Linked DNA regions of Homo sapiens: all the other regions are linked to region 3. The links are chromatin contacts, found by Hi-C in ENCODE. All regions are on one chromosome and are shown on one strand. The core of a region is the stretch at or near the end of the contact, and the rest is flanking DNA. Distances in the headings are between cores, read along the strand shown. Region 1 has its middle 170 kb from the start of BTC. Region 2 has its middle 11 kb from the start of CXCL2. Region 3 holds the start of COX18 (cytochrome c oxidase assembly factor COX18).

Region 1 (3,661 bases), core at 1,036-3,535, 1.6 Mb before region 3:
TCCTTTGCCTAGTATATTCTCTCCCAGTAGGCAAGGTACCCAGGAAATAAATTTATAATCAGAAGGTTGCCAGGTGAACATGAAATCCAATCAGAGAGAGTTAGTTCTTTGATATAAATGTTTTTTAAAAATTGTACATTTAAAACACCCATCTCTAAATCAGAAGGTAAGCAACACTAGTTCCTTGGAGGGCACTTGATGACCTTCACAGATAGGGTGGACTAGCTCTGAGCATCTATTCTTACCTCCTTCTAGTGGGCATTTCTGCCCTACAGAGTTTGGAAAGGTAAGAATTAGTTCCCATTCTGTATAACTAGGGGTCTGGAGGTGAAGTAGATTCTTCCAGTGTGTTCATTTGTGCAACATTTGGGAGACATAGGAGGCTAAGGCCATTTTTGTTTTCTGATGCTTTTTTCTGTGCTGTTTTCTGCTAGTAACAGAGTTCCAGCATCCAGTCTCCTGCTTTGAAATCTATTTGCAGTAGTGGCAGCTTTTTGACTCCTTCATCACAGCTCTAGTGGCATGTCCTTGAATGAAAGAGTTTTGGTAGCAGTTTCAATTTCCAGTACTGATCCTTGACTGATACAATGATTTCCTCCCTCTGATAGTCATGTTCTTTTTTTGTTGTTGCTATGTTAATGTATCCTGTCAAGTTACAATCAGCTTTTGACAACCTGGGAACCATTTGTTTCTTTAGGATATTTATGTACTTTTCTGCCTTATGACGTCTTGATTCTACATTTGCTCTTGGAGAACAATATTGTTTCCAAGCTTAAGGAAGCATTTAATTTTTGCCTCCTTTACAGTCTATAGAAAAAAGTAAAATGTGTACTGAGAAGATGTTTCAACACATGTTAACAGGTGTAGAAATCACAAGTAAGTGATGGGGAACATCACCACAAATGTGAAAGTACATTACACAATAATGCTATTACAAGTCATTTTATAATTGTTAGAATGTATGCTCCTCCATACTCTACAAGTTAAATTGCATTGGACCAGATCTTCTGCCTGTGAAACAGTCACTTTATTTTCTCTTTGGAGAACAACCTCAACAAGTCATCAGGACTGTGTAGAGAAGCTTAGCCATTTTATGCAAGTCACAGCTAATACAGGGTGAGGCCATGAAGAATGATGCTTGTTTTTTCACATGGCCAAAGAATCTATAATTTGGAAAGCTTAATATTTCACATAGTCTTCTTTCATCTTCCAAACTCAAGGTAATATCAGAAATGATATTTCCTCGCAAAAATCATAAGATGTGACTGCCTCCTCCTTTCCTCAAAGCCGTCAGACTGATCTGAGGTAAAACTGTTTTGGACTTAACCCAGCATTTGGTATATCATCTAATGTTCAACAGGAAGTAATCCACTGACCAACTAACCATCGGCTTCTTCTCAGGAACCAATAATTATTTCTATATTTTAAAAATAGCTAAGATACATTTATGCCTATGACACAACAATCCTGTTCCTTCTTACCACCAATTGCAGCTCCTCGTCTTTATCTGCTCATTATATTCAACTGTGTCTAAATTAGCAAACCTAGGCTACAATCCTTTCGTTCAACAGAACAGGTAACTTTAGCTCACACTGACAAATGCAGGCTTTGCTTGCTTAGAAATACTTTTTTCTAAGGTAGTTTCTAAGAAAAGAAGAGAAGAGGAAATACTGGAAGCTCAAAATTAGGTCTGGCCCACCAGGCATTCACCTATTTTAAAATATTATACTATAATTTTGTTGTGGTTAGGAAAGAACCAAGGGCCTTTGTATAGGAGAGAGAAGTGTGGATTCAATGAGGTCATCTTGACAGGATGTGTCCCCAGTTCCCTTTAGTGACTCATTGTAAATTAATTTTCCATCAGTATATTTAAACTGTACTTTGACTTCATTTTGTTCTCACTTTGTGCAGTATGTTAGGATGTTTATTGCTACATAAACTTTGTGGTTATTGTGGTTCTCAAGTTATCTCTTTAAAATCCCACGAGTCCTGGAACTCACTAAGCAAGACTGTCACCATTCTTTAAGAAGCAGAAGATGATAGTTGAAAAATAAAAACAAGAATGTAGGTTAAAAAAGCAGAGGAGAGAGTAAAATGAGAAAATAAAAGAAAACATTTCTTTTTTCCTTTGTCATTCTATTCTCTGTCTTTGAGTGCTTATCTTCTACTGTCTTCAGTTTATACAATTAGGTTGTCTTCTGTTTTTTCTGCGTTATTGTCTATTTCGTTTTGAAGCCAGGGGTCATTGATGAGTAATGCATCATTGGCACCTTGTGCCGTCAGGTAGAACAGAAAATAGGAGCCGTGTTTCTCCATTCATCTTTGGGCTTTTACACTGCATAGGATGCTGGCCTCAGAAATAACAACCACTGGTGCCTCACCATTATTAAAACAGTATATATTTGTATAAGCTTATTGTTTTCCAGAAGCTTTCATTGTAAGTTCCACCCTTGGTAGTGTCTCTCCACTTGCCTTTGTTCTGTTCTTTACACTGGAGGAATTCACTCTTTTCACATCACAAGTTTTCCAGTATTTGAAAAACTTATCAAGTCTTCCATAGGCCCTTTACCCTCAAGCTAAGACTCTCATTTGGCATGCATTTAAACTCTTCATTACACAGGTCATTTTTTTCTAGTTGGTCAAAATCCTTAAAATGTAGCACAGAGAACTGCAAAGACTCCTCTTGACTCTTACCTCCCTTGATCCAGAAAAGGTACTTAAAAAAATCATAAGTTAATATTCCGTGTCTTTTCACACTTTTAACATATATTGAACCTGAGGCCAACTAAAATTTCCATATCTTTTTTATAAGCCAGGTTGCTACCATATTTTGCATATTTTTGTTTTCACCTTACATGAAGGACTTTATTTTTTTTTAACTTTCAACTTGTTTGTTTTAACCCCCAACTCCTGGTTGTTAAAAACAATTTTGAATCTTGAGTTTGTCAGTTTATTGAGCTACACCCTTAATTTTGATAACAACATTTTCCAATGACCTTGAAGATGAGAACATTGCAGCTATAGAATGTGGTCCTTTGTAGCTGTTCAATACAATTAAATTGAACATTAACAGGTTGGAGCTCTCTGTGAAGCCATGATAGAGAATTATCCATGAAAGAGCATCTTATTACTACAACTACTATTATTATCTCTTCAGCTTCATGTTTCACCACTCCTACCCTCCTTTCCCTTCAGTTTTCTGGGTTCCAGCCACCATGGCTTCCCTCACTTCTTCAAACATGCCAGGCTCCCTCCTGTCCAGTCCCCTACGCAGTCTTCTCCCCTTCATCTCCCTATTTCCTCTGTTTGCCTAGAGAACTTAGACCCTGCCTTCAGCCTCAGCACTCTCTGATCCCCAAGATTAGGACCGTTCCATCTTGCCTCTACTTTTGTGATTATTTTATTAATATTTGCCTCCCCTGATAGTGGAAGTAGTAGTTTATTTTGCTTACTACTGTACCTTTTGTGCCTGACGCAGTGTTTGACACAGAACAATGCACCATTACTATTTTAAATGCTTTGGCTCATAAACTTCTGTCATGTCATGTCACATCATGCCAGTAGGTGACACCAAAATGCATATTATCTGTGACGAAGCCCCTGAACTACAGCTGTGTTTTCATCTCAGCATAGTCTGAAGCCCAAGAGCAGTTCAGAAAGT
Region 2 (3,677 bases), core at 1,011-3,510, 1.0 Mb before region 3:
TATGGGTTCAGAATGGGGGAGTGTATGCTGATTGGTCCATGGGTGGGCCTGGAAAAAGCATCATTATATTGGCTAAAAGGCATCGAGGAAATTCTCACTCTGGTCATGGGCTCTACCCCGAACTGGCAGCTCAGTTTTCAGTCTTCAGGCTGTCTTTGGCTTGGAGATCAGGTTTTACCAGGGACGCATCCCTGTCTGCCTAAGAATTTGTCTATCTCCTGTTGCTATCAATATAGCCAATGTGACCAGCTATTTCCAGGTCAAATTATGTCACTACATAGTGTGGCATGTGAAGATCCTAACTATACCCAGATAGATTATTATAAGTATCACCTTCCCCATTCTTATGTTCTAGTCTCCAATAGAACATATCAACTGCCAATTCATCAGAAATACTACCAACAACAACAACAAAAAACCCCTTCAATCAGGAAACGTTAAATTTATTAGAATTACTCAACAGGAGGAACAATGCTCTGACAGCATTTTAGTGTCTCAGAAGGAGGATGTTCAGAGAATTGGACTCAAAATGTTTAAAACTGATCTGACAAGGTAGGGAATGGACTGGAATTGGGCACAGTTGTTGACATAATAGAGTTAGTGGACAAAACAGGTGAGGGTCTTGCTAGAAAAAGCGAACTTGTCTGAGGAGTGATCTGCTGGCTCAGATGTGCAAACTGATGTCCTGAATAAACTGACTTAGAAGAATTTCCTCAAGCAAATGGCAAAGTTCTCCATGAGCTTAGTTTTATTTTCTATGTAAGAATTTCCTGGAACAAAGAGTTAAGTCATACTAATACAAATAATGTTAGTTCTCAAAAGAATGCTCTAAAAAGTAGAGAACTTCTTGGTAGTCTCAACTCCTGGAACAGTACCTAGTATAAAATAAGTGCACATAGAAATATATCTGGTAGTCAAAAAATATTTGTTGAGTTGAATGAAGATTATCTTGGTCCTAATTATAATGTTAATTAAGATAGACATTGTTGCAGATTTGAAAATGCCCAGAAGAGGAAGCCAGGGATCTGAATTCTAGTACTGATTCTACCACTAACTGCTAATCTGTCTGAAACTCTGTTTACTCACCAGACTAATGAGCAAATTAGACTACATTATTTCTAAGATCCCTTGAATTCCAAAATACACTACCACTTCCCACATTCACTTAGGAATATTTAAACCTCCTGCAGATACACATTTAACTGCTAGTGCACACAGGCTTCAGTTGTTGCTTAGAAAAGATAATGCATTCTGAGATTAGGGCTGATGGGAAGAGATACCAAATTTTCACTTGGTATCTATTAATAGCAATTTGGGGATCAATAGAATGCCTCATGAGTCCCAGAACATGTAGGCATGGGATGCCCAGATTTATGATCCAGAAGAAAAAAATCCTTCATCTTCTAGTATTTCATTCCTAGAGCCTTTGCTTGTTTCAAAATAATAATAATAATAATAATAATAAATAAAAGTGGTATTGCTATCAGTCTAGTGAGAACAACTCCCAAGAATTTTCTGTGCGTGAGAGTTGCCTAGATGATGAAACCCAGGACAAATCAATGAGTGAAAGAGAAAACCAGCTAAAGGGGAAAAAATATTCAAGAGATCCCAGCAGAGGATAATGAGGGCAGAGGACAGAGGCTATAGTAAGGGGAGGAAAAAGAGGATAAAGTTGATACAGATTATGTTTATGCAGAGCTATAAGCCGCGGTGTGTTGGTAAAACAGCTTTCAAATTTAAAAAAAAATCAGATTTGTAGCATTTGCTGATTTCCATAAACACTCCCACTGTGGTCAAATTTATGCTTCCAACAATGAATAACTGGCTATCAAAATTCCTGACCATTTAATAACCTGCTCTTGTAAGCCTGTATGAGCTGGCCAGAGCAATGAGGTAAGTGAGGCTGACTGAGTAGTTCTCACCGACCAAGGGTGAGCTCCTATAGGACCCTCGGGATGGTGACTCTTCAATTACTGAATACTTTTTCTGGGGTTTTCGTTTCTTTTCTTTTACTGAAATTCTCACTATGCTTTGCTTTAGGGAATTGGTATTCATATCCTGTAAGTCAAGGAGAGTTTTTTTGAGTGGGAGCTTGAATAAATTGAAGTGGGTCAACTCTCAAGTGCCAGACACCCCTGTTATGAGGTTTAGATGACAATTACTATTTCTTCAGTGATCCTTGGCCACTCTGAGATGGGAGTGGTCAGGGAGAGAAAGGAATGGAATGTCAGTGAAACCGCTTCCTGTTCTCAGCCTGCCCTGGGGCCTCACTCAATCCCAGCCTTGCATATCAGACCTTGGCCATCCTGTGAAATGAACATTCCTCAGCCCTAGCTTCCAGGAATATTGGATACTAGACTCGAAAATAAACTGATACCATTCACAGGCCAAACCAGAAGAAAACCAGGAAACATATGGCAAAAGAAGTTTTCTTCAAGAAATTATTTTCCATGTCATATTTGCGTAAATTTGTCATGGGCCTGTCACTTCCATGAAGGGGGAAACCAGCATGACTCTAGCATGCTGGCATCCTGGTGCCCTTTGCAGCTAAGGTCAGACTGTTTCTCCTCTTGCTTCTTTTCTGCATTTCTTAGTGGACTCATGACCAGCACATTTGAAGCTATAGATGATTATATTCAACACTGTATGTGCTATGAGTGAGCACCCTGAATTGCACAACAATATTTCATTTGGCTAATATTTCAGTTTGTTGAGTCATAAACCTGACAAGTAGCTACAGCCTACAAAATAGCATTTTCTGACTCAGTGCATGTGAGAGAGAAGTGGGAGCTAAAGGTTCTGCACAGCAGACACTGTTGGCACAACCATCTGACTTCACAGCCTTGTTCTATAATCTAGATTCTTCTCTACTTGACTCAATGGCATTGCTTTATAAATTCAGTGTAAATCTCAGACCTTCAAGAACATATCCCAAAATACATGATGAACAGCATCTGGTGTTCAGCCTTCTTTTCCTCTAACTATGAAAGTTTCCCACCAGGAAATGACAATAGCTGTCAACCTATTAACTCATGAGCAATTTGATGCCTTTTGTGTGAAGAATACAAGTTGAGAAATGAATTTCCTGTTGCTGAAATTCTAATACTTAGAAACTCTTCAATGAACAAACACAAGTATATTCTTTGTATTAGTAGCAGGGATAAAAAGGAGTTTCTTTAAACCAAACAATTTAAGTGTTTTGACAAATGTCAGCATAGTGGGATAGGATCTTAGACCATCAAACAGTGGGTTTTCCTTGTGTTGTAGTTTTTCAAGTGTCTATTGAAGAATCAAGAAATGCTGATTCTTCATTTTTCTTAATCATCTTCCATTGTCTATGTTATCATAAAATGACTAATTAAAATGGTAATTTTAACTAAAATTAATGGCTTTCTCACCTGATGTCTTAACTATTGAAGCGTATTATCTATACTCTCTTTCCCAAGAACATCCTATTCAATTCATTAAGCTCTGTTGGGTTCCAAGCACTTATAAAATGAACTCTGTGTGTAGATAAAAACAGAAATAATTCTTGTTTCAAAAACATAAAAATTCCTCTGAGGGGGTGTCAAAATTAGTACAAATTAAAATATGTTATAATAACCTAGATTTTTTCCAAAATTCATCTTTTCAGTCATCTGTTCTAGGATAATTTTTCATAATTTTCCTCCATATGC
Region 3 (3,833 bases), core at 1,326-3,825:
TGTAGGGCAGAAAAAGGTCATCTTGCTTTTGTCTTTTCCAAGAGACAGGATCTCTGTCACCCAGGCTGGAGTGCAGTGGCATGATCATAGCTCACTACAACCTCAAACTCCTAGGTTCATGTGATCCTCCCCACTCAGCTTCCCAAAGCACAGGGATTTACAGGTGTAAACCACCATGCCCAGCCTTGTTTCTTCCTATGAGGGCACTTACCCAATTCAAGAGCTCTACCCTTAAGACGAATTACCTCCAAATACCATCACCTTGGGGTTTCAAAAAAGAATCTGGGGAGGACAAAAATATTCAGTCCATAGCAAGCTCCATTCCTGTGTTTGGCACCATGATGGTTAAGAATTACAGAGACTGCAGAAAGAAAATGTAATACGTAGTCTCTTCTTAAGGAATTTAAAGTTGAGAAATTAACTGACATAACACTAATATCAAAGACTGGAATAAGCTAATTATAAATGTTGAACCTTTAAAAATGTTTTAATACATTGCACAAGTTCATTTGCAAAGAGGATTGACAAATGATTTCAGTTGGTCCACTCAATAGTTGTAGATCATTTTGTACTGTACTCTGAAACAAAAGATACAAAATAATCACAATGTTGTATAAACAGTACCTATACATTAGTAGTAACACTTTTCTTTTGCATTGGGCTTTAAAATTGACAACTACTTCCCCCAACATCCTCTACCAAGTAGATAGCAAGTTCTAGTCATCCCTGTTATATAGATTAAGAAATGTGTTTATACACATATATGAAATTAGCAGAAACTAAATATTCATAAATTTTATTTAGATCAATATTCAAACTTAAGGAAATACTTTTTAAAATAAGAATGTAATATATGAACACAATGTATAGCAAAAAATGTGTTCCAACACTGAAATCTCATTTGTGACCCCGATAGAACTCCACAAAATTAAATCTTAGGAATTGAAGAACAGCTTACAGCTTTTTTTTTTTCTTTTCTTGCTTTTTTTTTTTTTTTTTAAAGAGATGGGAATCTTGTTGCTACCCAGGCTGGAGTGCACTGGCTCGATCATTGCTCGCTGCAGCCTTGGACTCCGGGGGGCTCAAGCAATTCTCCCGCCTTAGCCTCCTGGTAGCTGAGACCACAGATGCAAGCCACCACATCTGGATGATTTTTGTATTTGTTGTAGAGATGAGGTCTTGCCATGTTGCCAAGGCTGATCTCTAACTTCTGCCCTTAAGGTATCCTCCCATCTTGGCCTCCCAAAGTGCTGGGATTACAGGCGTGATCCACTGTGTCTAGCAAAAATAACTTTAAAATTCTGTTCAGATTATGAACAGCTGAACAGTAGTCAGTAGCAACTGATGGCTTTTTTGTTAGCTTAATAAATGGATAAAGAAATAGATTGGTAGGTTTTTCTTTTAGAAAAAGTTTATATATAGTGTGTGTTGTGCTGTGTGTTTAAACACATTTAAAAATTCATGTATAGATTTATCAGTCAGTTTGGAAAGCAGATGAATTCCAGAATCCTGAGAAAGTTATCGTAGGGTACCCTTGGTTAGGTGCACAGTGAAGGGCAAACAATAGCTGGCGTTTGACATTACCCAACATTGTTGGAGGCTTCTTTTCCTAAGTAAGTAAATAAATAAATAAATAAAAATCAAGGTTTACTCCTCACAACATATTTTAGTCTGTAGTCTAGGGGTGACCCTTCGGTGAGGAAACTCCTCCACAACATTCCATTTTGTTGTTTCCAGGAACACAAAAGTTAAAACTATATAGTCCATGTAGATTCAACGTATTCCTTTAAACCAGAAGACAGCCAGTGCTGCTGTTCAGGCTCTTTAAAGCTTATATAGGATACAAGTAAACTCAAGGAATTCACCGTACTGCCAGTGATAGTTTCCCTTAAATAAAGAGATGATACTTTTACTATAAGATTTTTGCTGCTATTTATCATGGAAGACAAAACACCGAAGAAATTCAGTTTGCAGTTGGTGGTCCAAATACTAACTGGAACAGATGGGCCAATTAAATCTACAAGAGACTGAACTATCCCTCGTGCTTAACACTCAGAGTCAGCAAGAAACATGCGTCTCTCTACAAGCAGGTACTTTAGCAACGTGTGACTCTTGAGTATGATAATCTATCGTAATCGCTAACGGAAGCAATCAGGTGCACGTAAAGAGGTTGGGGATCAGCTTCTGGTCACAAAAAACCGAGCAAGGATAATTCCACTACAAATGACTATTAGCTTTAGTGAAAAAGAATGGTAAGTTACACGGTGTAGATGAACTTTACAAGGCGAGAGCTCCCTAAAGAACACCCAGCCTGGCGGAGGGCAGCAGGCTCCACCCATGTCTCTGCAGTTTTGGTCCGGCCTCGGACTAACTACACCCTAGCAGCGGGAAACTTTCGCGTGTGCGCAGTAGGCCTGTCCAGTGCCGCGTGGGAAAGGCGGGACTTTCCTATCTCTTGCGTCACATCCACTGCGACGCAAGACGTCACCGGCTTGACTGGGAAGGTCAATCGCGGCTGCAGGCAGGCGCGCATGCGCTTTATGCCCGCTGTTGCTGGCGCGTGCGCGTATCAGCCTTGGCTGGCCGGTGTATGTCCGCTGGATTGTGAGGCCCGGGATCTGGGCTCCGCCGTGGTGCAGAAATGCTGTGCCGGCTCGGCGGTCGGTGGCTGCGGCCGCTCCCTGCCCTGCAGCTTTGGGCTAGGGACCTGCCGCTTGCGCCGGTTCCTACGAGCGGCGCCAAGCGCCCCACTCTCCCAGTGTGGGCAGTGGCACCAGTCTCTGCAGTACATGCGAACGGCTGGTACGAGGCCCTGGCCGCGTCTTCGCCGGTGCGGGTTGCGGAGGAAGTACTGCTCGGCGTGCACGCCGCCACGGGCCTGCCCTGGTGGGGCAGCATTCTGCTCTCCACCGTGGCCTTACGGGGTGCTGTCACGCTGCCTTTGGCAGCCTACCAGCACTACATCCTGGCCAAGGTGAGGGGCGCCGAGCCGTGCGCGTACCCTGCGCTGCAACCCCTGCGGCGGAGGAAGGCCGACATTCACTCAGGGTTTTCGATCGCACGATGTTGCCTTCTGCAGTGCTTAGTGTTTAATCATCGTGACCATTTCATTGTGACCATTTTAGCGTTAAAAAAAATTGAACTAGCATTAGGTGTGTTAAATAAGATACTTTGTGACACGTGTACCTGTCATTTCTTTTGTCTTACTGGATTTGTGCTCCAAGCACAAGTGGTTACTATACTTGCTCTCGGGGAACGGAGACAAAGAAATCAGTCGCAGAAGAAATTGTGTTGGCGAAACCTACAAAATTTATGTCTTAAAAGTTTTAATAGCCAGTATGTCTGCAGTGTCTTTCGTCCCAAAGTATTCCAGCTGGTCTTTCTTATTAGGAAGAAACTACTAGACTAACAGTTTGCGAACTTGTTTCCTCTCCAGACCCGACTAAGACTGTGTCTGGTTGGTCGCAGTTACTTGACCTTTTAATGCTGAATCCTTTTTTCTGAGGAATCAGGCTAGCAGTACCTTCCTTGCCTACTTCACAGCGTTATCAGAGCAAGTCAGATAATACGGGTTAAAGTGCTTGATTATTCAAATGGGATATTTCAAAAATAGTGGCTTTCTTGTTTTCAGGTTGTGAGCATGGGGAAAAAAAACCGGAAACAAAACAGGAACGGAATCAGCAGCAACATTAAGGCAGTGAGCCATTTTACAGGAAGAATGAGCACAGGGCAGGAATAAATGCTATTTTTACTTTTGATTTGTGGCTATCACAGTGTATTAAAGGTTCTTAACAAACTGCTGTTTTCTCCGCTTACGTTACTAGGAAATGTAG

The links. A loop is a pair of places that touch in the nucleus more often than their neighbours do. Pooled maps may share reads with other maps.
Region 1: a pooled map shows a loop between it and region 3 (2.4-fold over the local background). The contact joins the enhancer-like site here to the promoter of COX18 in region 3. A Hi-C loop is called at or near these places in 2 of 50 pooled maps.
Region 2: a pooled map shows a loop between it and region 3 (2.6-fold over the local background). The contact joins the enhancer-like site here to the promoter of COX18 in region 3. A Hi-C loop is called at or near these places in 3 of 50 pooled maps.

What each region holds. Positions count from the first base shown.
Region 1 is chr4:74,623,140-74,626,800 of GRCh38, reverse strand. No RefSeq gene overlaps it. Among named protein-coding and RNA genes, the nearest start is that of BTC, 170 kb to the left of the region's middle. RefSeq lists a silencer at 3,392-3,661. Within about 2 kb of position 2,285, at least 6 of the 41 ENCODE cell types and tissues checked have a DNase peak (open chromatin) inside an H3K27ac peak, as active enhancers do.
Region 2 is chr4:74,108,279-74,111,955 of GRCh38, reverse strand. No RefSeq gene overlaps it. Among named protein-coding and RNA genes, the nearest start is that of CXCL2, 11 kb to the right of the region's middle. RefSeq lists a silencer at 570-864 and an enhancer at 2,150-2,444. Within about 2 kb of position 2,260, at least 21 of the 41 ENCODE cell types and tissues checked have a DNase peak (open chromatin) inside an H3K27ac peak, as active enhancers do.
Region 3 is chr4:73,068,458-73,072,290 of GRCh38, reverse strand. It overlaps COX18 (cytochrome c oxidase assembly factor COX18), which reads left to right and starts at 2,575. Exons shown (of 6, transcript NM_001297732.2): 1 at 2,575-2,974. The coding sequence starts at 2,642. LOC112268467 (a long non-coding RNA gene) reads right to left here and starts at 2,345. Exons shown (of 2, transcript XR_002959797.2): 1 at 2,262-2,345; 2 at 469-578. RefSeq lists enhancers at 2,224-2,740, 2,287-2,806, 2,741-3,256.